Linked DNA regions of Homo sapiens: region 1 is linked to region 2. The links are chromatin contacts, found by Hi-C or POLR2A ChIA-PET in ENCODE. All regions are on one chromosome and are shown on one strand. The core of a region is the stretch at or near the end of the contact, and the rest is flanking DNA. Distances in the headings are between cores, read along the strand shown. Region 1 overlaps SNX9 (sorting nexin 9). Region 2 overlaps SYNJ2 (synaptojanin 2).

What was found. Hi-C counts contacts between places; a loop is a spot of excess contacts on that map. ChIA-PET counts read pairs that join two places held with the same protein, here RNA polymerase II (POLR2A). Pooled maps may share reads with other maps.
Region 1: a map of Right ventricle myocardium inferior shows a loop between it and region 2 (3-fold over the local background). The contact joins two enhancer-like sites. A Hi-C loop is called at or near these places in 6 of 168 maps with a recorded cell type or tissue (GM12878, MCF 10A, Right ventricle myocardium inferior and 3 more) and 18 of 50 pooled maps. POLR2A ChIA-PET finds 5 or more read pairs at or near these places in 2 of 52 experiments (HEK293 and Panc1).

Annotation. Positions count from the first base shown.
Region 1 is chr6:157,911,146-157,914,050 of GRCh38, forward strand. All of the region lies in intron 9 of SNX9 (sorting nexin 9), which reads left to right. Among named protein-coding and RNA genes, the nearest start is that of SNX9-AS1, 20 kb to the left of the region's middle. Within about 2 kb of position 1,396, at least 4 of the 41 ENCODE cell types and tissues checked have a DNase peak (open chromatin) inside an H3K27ac peak, as active enhancers do.
Region 2 is chr6:158,070,767-158,073,753 of GRCh38, forward strand. SYNJ2 (synaptojanin 2) reads left to right here. Exons shown (of 27, transcript NM_003898.4): 15 at 836-1,028. Among named protein-coding and RNA genes, the nearest start is that of SYNJ2-IT1, 71 kb to the left of the region's middle. RefSeq lists enhancers at 399-962, 963-1,524. Within about 2 kb of position 1,530, at least 5 of the 41 ENCODE cell types and tissues checked have a DNase peak (open chromatin) inside an H3K27ac peak, as active enhancers do.

The sequences.
Region 1 (2,905 bases), core at 146-2,645, 160 kb before region 2:
TTGTGAAGAAACAGACTTAAAGGTTAGACAGAGTTTTAGTATATTGCTAGAAAATGTTCACATACATGAACTAGTGAAAATAGAAAGGAGTGGATTGTGAGAGGAGGTCTTCAAAGGTCAGAGCCAGAGAGGCCTGTAAGAGATGTAAAAGAGACACTGAGATGCTCACCTGAACCTAGGGAGAAGAAACATGGAGGGCTGAAGGAAGGGTTCTTTCCCCAAAGGTCAGGGAAGACAAGAGGCGGTGGAATTCTCACTGCACTCGCAAGAGTCGAGAGAAACAGTTCAGGGAGGGCCTGCGACCCTTCACAGCCAGGTGGCAGTGCCAGATGGAAACATGTCAGCACTGCCGTGGAGTTTGTCCCACGTGTTCCTGGACACTTCCCGAGTGCCTCTCATCTGTCCTCACAGATAGGCATTTTCATCTTCACTTTATAGATGAGGAAACGGAAATCCACAGACATTAAACAGGTTCCCCTCTCTATTGCTGAAAAAGGAATTCGAATCTGATCCCATAGCTTACTCTGTTTCTGTTAAGATGTGGACTGACTAATCTTTCCCTAGAATTAGTATTCATACAATGAGTAAATTATTCTCCTTAAAACATTACTTTATATTTTACTTTGTTTTATGTTTATTTTTCCCTGAAGTGTTTTGTGGAGATGGAAACTTTTGTTTTAAAAGAAGTTTTGATTTTGATTTTTTTGGAACACATTTCAAAAATTTCAAATTGTCATAGCAAAATTGAAAATGGGGCTGCACTACTGGGTAGATAAACACATCTCCCCAGTCCCCTGGGTGACACTTGAGTGGTCCCTCGTGGTGCTGGGGCGGTGGAGTGACAGCCAGATGGCCGTGGGCTGCTGCTGCCTTCTGCCCAGAGGCACTGACCGAACCCCTGCTTCTAACCCAGTTCAGACACTCCCTGTACCTCAACCCGGTTCAGACACTCCCTGTACCTCCTTTTTGTCATCCTTATTGCTTTCAATCACAGTTTTCTCTTAAAAAATACAGATTTCTTTCCATGAAAACTTCAGTTCTGCCATATAAAATTATAGTCTATTTCCTTGAATTTTGTGCTCTCCTTTATCAACTTGGTTAGCACAGTGTGTGCTCCACAGTGTTTAAATCCATGGCTTAATGGCCTATTTCAGGCTTGTAAGAAATTCTCATATCTTTTAGATTTTAATACATTGTTTATTCTGAATCAGATAATTCAGTGCTCTTTTAAAGCTTCAGAGAGTCACGGTTCTCCTTCCATACTAAGATTTGTTTAAAAAAAAATAAGTTCGGCATGCAGCCAGGGAGGAGAAAGTCATAGAAAAGCAAGAAAGCAGCAGCCCCTCGGTGTGAAGAAAGTTGAGCTTTGATTCACTAACTGGGATATGAGCCAAGGAAGCCGAACAGCACAGAAGGGCTCTATTTCCCCCTCACTTGTGTGCCTCCTGCCTGGGATGCCCACAGATCATTATTATGTAAGAATTCCCCTCTCGCTCAACTACTGGAGAAAAGAAAAAGGAATGCTTAGTAGGTGATGCTATGACATTCCTGTGGACTCGATAATTCATGAAAAAATGTACAGTTAACATTTCTTTATTTGTTTAGAGATTTTTGTTTTTTATGGAAATAATATTGAATGAATATAGTTTTATTCCTGGTACCAAACTGACATATTCATATACTTAGTGAAAACCTTAGTAAGGTTCATGGAAAACAGGGAAATAAAAGTTCCTCTTTTTTTCTAATTATTTGCAACTTGGTCTGAAAATTCTACCAAGCATAAAATAACATCTGAAGTCATAAGCTTAGAGATAAACCAGCTATGTCAGAAAAATTTTCACAAGAATAATTTTTGAATAAAATAAGGATCACTAAATTTCAACCAATGATAGGATAATGAACTCTGGGTACAACTCACCTAGCCATAATGGGGAGTTCATCGTATCCCAGGTCCAGACTGGCTTTCCGGCCAGGAGGTGAATTGTCTTTTTTCCAAGGCACAAGGCTTTGTTTCTGCTTAATCTACTGCTAGTAAATGCAAAGTTTGCAATGCTTTAGTACAATGATGGTGTCTAGACTCATTGTTCTGTTCAAGTCCACTTTTTAGGTAATAAAAGTTTTTTGATATGTAGGTGCATAATACTATCTATCTATATTTTATTTATTTATTTATTTATTTATTTTTGGAGACGGTCTCACTCTGCCACCCAGCCTGGAGTGCAGTGGCACAATCATAGCTCACTGCAGCCTTGACCTCTTGGACTCAAGTGATCCTCCCACGTAGCTGGGATTATAGGTGCACGCCACCATTGCCTGGCTTATACTCATAATTTCTAAAGGAAAGTTCAGGTTTCATTTTTTAAATTTTATTTTTAAACTTAGGTACAGTAAATTCACTCTTTTTGGTGTACAGTTCTGAGTTTTGACAGCTACCACTGCAGTCCTGCAACCACCACTACATTTCATGATACAGAACAGCTCCGTCACCTCCCCAGGTTCCCTCGTGCTGCCCATCCCCCTGGTCCTAACCATGGCAACAGCTGATGTGTTCTTTGTGTTCATAATTCTGCGTTTTCTAGGATGTCATTATAAATGGAAGCATGCAGTGTATAGTCTTTCGAGTCTGACTGCTTTCATTTAGCATAACACATTTGCAATTCAATCATTTTGTTGTGTCAATAGTTTGTTCTTTTCGTGGCCAATAGTATTCCAGTGTTTAGATATACCATAGCTTGTTTATCCATTCACTCATTGAAAGACATTTGGGTTTCCAGCTTTTGGCAATTATGAATAAAGCTGCCGTAAACATTTGCATACAGGTTTTTGTATGAATGTAAGTTTTCATTCCTCTTGGGTAAATAAGAGTAAAATGACTGGGTCATTTGGCAAGTATATATTTAATGTT
Region 2 (2,987 bases), core at 280-2,779:
TATGGACTCGTATGCGTCATAAGTGGGCATTTGAATGCAAGCAGGCTCTGGCATTGCATAAAAGTCCTTTTGAGACCATCTACCCAGCCCAGCATAAACAGCTGCCCGTTTCCTAGCTCTTAAAGTGCATTGATTGCTGGGCACGGTGTCTCACGCCTGTAATCCCAGCACTTTGGGAGGCCAAGGCAGGCAGATCACTTGAGGTGAGGAGTTTGAGACCAGCCTGGCCAACATGGTGAAACCCTGCCTCTACTAAAAATACAAAAATTAGCCGGGCGTGATGGTGGGTACCTGTAATCCCAGCTACTCAGGAGGCTGAGGCAGGAGAATTGCTTGAACCTGGGAGGCCACAGTTGCAGTGAGCTGAGATCACGCTGCTGCACTCCAGCCAGGGTGACAGAGCGAGACTCTGTCTCAAAATAACAATAATAATTTAAAAATGTGTTGATTGCCCAGATGACACCTCCCATGCATGGCGTGATGGCTGCACAGGAGTGGGGTGGGCTGGTGGGTGGTGATGTTTGCGCCGCTCCTGGTGGCAGTGAGAACCTGGGCGGATGCAGGCATTGCCCTGTCTTCGGCTTCATGGGGTGCTCAAGTGAGCACTTCCCAGTTGGGGTGTGGGGGAGATGTCCAGGCAGCGGTGGGCAGCAGGAGGGAGGCGGCCTCCTGACCAGGAGTCGATGACGGCCACGGTGGCCACTGTGTTGAGCTGATGATTTTGGAGCACTCAGAGCAGCAGGTCCCGAGCTGCTGCTGGGCCCTTCTCTGTGGCAAAGCAGGGTCACACTTCTCCTTCAGGAGCCGACGGCATGCGCGTATCCTTCTGTTCCAGGGACGTAGCCATCGACACAGTGAAGACGGGCATGGGGGGCAAGGCGGGGAACAAGGGCGCCGTCGGCATCCGCTTCCAGTTCCACAGCACCAGCTTCTGCTTCATATGTAGTCACCTGACGGCCGGGCAGTCCCAGGTGAAGGAGCGGAATGAAGACTACAAGGAGATCACCCAGAAACTCTGCTTCCCAATGGTGAGCGGCGCCGTGGGGACAGCCAGCACCTCCCTGCTCAGCTCAGTCCCAAATGTGACTGTTGATAGGAGCCAGGCACTGGGGACACAACCACAGGGAGGGCCCCTTCCTGGAGGGCTCAGCGCTGGGGGAGGGGGAGAGGGCTATGTCCCTCCATGGAATTGACCTGGGGCAGGGTTAGCCACGTGCCTGGAGGGGGCCAGCTTTGCAGCATTTCCCGTTGCTGTACAATTCCTGAGTGTCTGCATGGCCACTGGATTTGTATGTGTGCATTTTCTGATTTTCTAATTCAAGTGATGGTTTAGGGAAGAAAACCATGTCCGTGGTCTGTCCTGTCCAAGTGGTGAAGAGCATTTGAATCCACACAGCCTAAGACTCCACCTTCCTGAGATTCACAGTCTTCACATGTACTTTCTGTGGTGGCTCAGATAAGCACACCCTTTTGACCAATGGACCCTTTTTGACTGGGAACACGGTTCTTGACCAAGGAGCCCAGATCCTGCCTGTCCTCGAAGCTGCAATAGCGAACCGCACACTGCCCTCTCGTGGCGGTCCGGAGGGTTTCATTCTGAAACTGGAGGATTTTCTTTTCAAATCTAGACGTTAATGTTCTCCTTCCTGTGCAAAGATGCTACCCGGGCACAGCTTCAGCGTGTGGTGCACACGAGGCCACCTCTTTCCCGAAGTGAGGATAGACTTCAGCTGTTCTTGCTGCAAAATCTTCCACTGTCTGAGAGGTGGTGGGTTGGGTCACAGAGCTCTTCCCTGTGAGAACAGATCCTTAAAACTGACGTCCCATTTTACTGGGCTGCACGAGCACTCAAGGCAAAATTTCCTTAGTTTTCATTAAGAAGTGCCATAATTCCTGTTGGTGTTGTTTATTTCTTATGTTAAAAAAGAAACAAACGAGTTGGGAAATTTTCAATTGTGTGTAATGCAGTTTAAAAAAAAAAAAAAAGTCTAACCCTTCTCACTTAAAAATAGCTACTTTGGGGCCAGGCACAGTGGCTCACACCTGTAATCCCAGCACTTTGGGAGGCCGAGGCGGGCAGATCACCTGAGGTCAGGAGTTCGAGACCAGCCTGGCCAACGTGGTGAAACCCCACCTCTACTGAAAATACAAAAAAAATTAGCCAGGCGTGGTGGCGTGCACCTGTAATCCCAGCTACTCAGGAGGCTGAGACAGGAGAATCGCAACCCAGGAGGCAGAGGTTGCAGTGAGCTGAGATCGCACCACTACACTCCAGCCTCGGCAACAGAGCGAGACTCTGTCTAAAAAAAAAAAAAAAAAAGTGCTACTTTGACATAGTAAACTTGGGATACATAATAAGTAATTAAAGGATTTATAATGTAGTTCTTTTCTACCATAAAAATATTGAGGGACCTATTAACATTCTACACTTCTTTTTTGTTTTTGTTTTTTGAGACAGTCTCACTCTGCCACCCAGGCTGGAGTGCAGTGACATGATCTTGGCTCACTGCAAACTCCACCTCCCAGGTTCAAGCAATTCTCCTGGCTCAGCCTCCTGAGTAATTGGGATTACAGGCGTGCACCACCAGGCCCAACTAGTTTTTGTATTTTTAGTAGAGATGGGGTTTCGCCATGTTGGCCCAGCTGGTCTCGAACTCCTGACATCAAGTGATCCGCCTGCCTCAGCCTCCCAAAGTGCTGGGATTACAGGTGTGAGCCATGGTGCCTGGCCAACATTCTACACTGGTATTGTCTGATACCGTAGTCACTGGCCATAAGTAGCTATTTAAATTCAAATTAATTAAAATTAAATAACATTTAAAATTCCTTGCTTTCCCTGGCCACAGTGAGAATGATCAGTATCCATGTGGCCAGTGGCTCCTGCATCAGATGGCACAGAGAACATTTCGGTGCTGCAGAAAGTTCTGTCTGACAGTGTTATCTAGACGCTCATTTTATTTGGTTGGGACCTGTTTAATCTTCTGTCC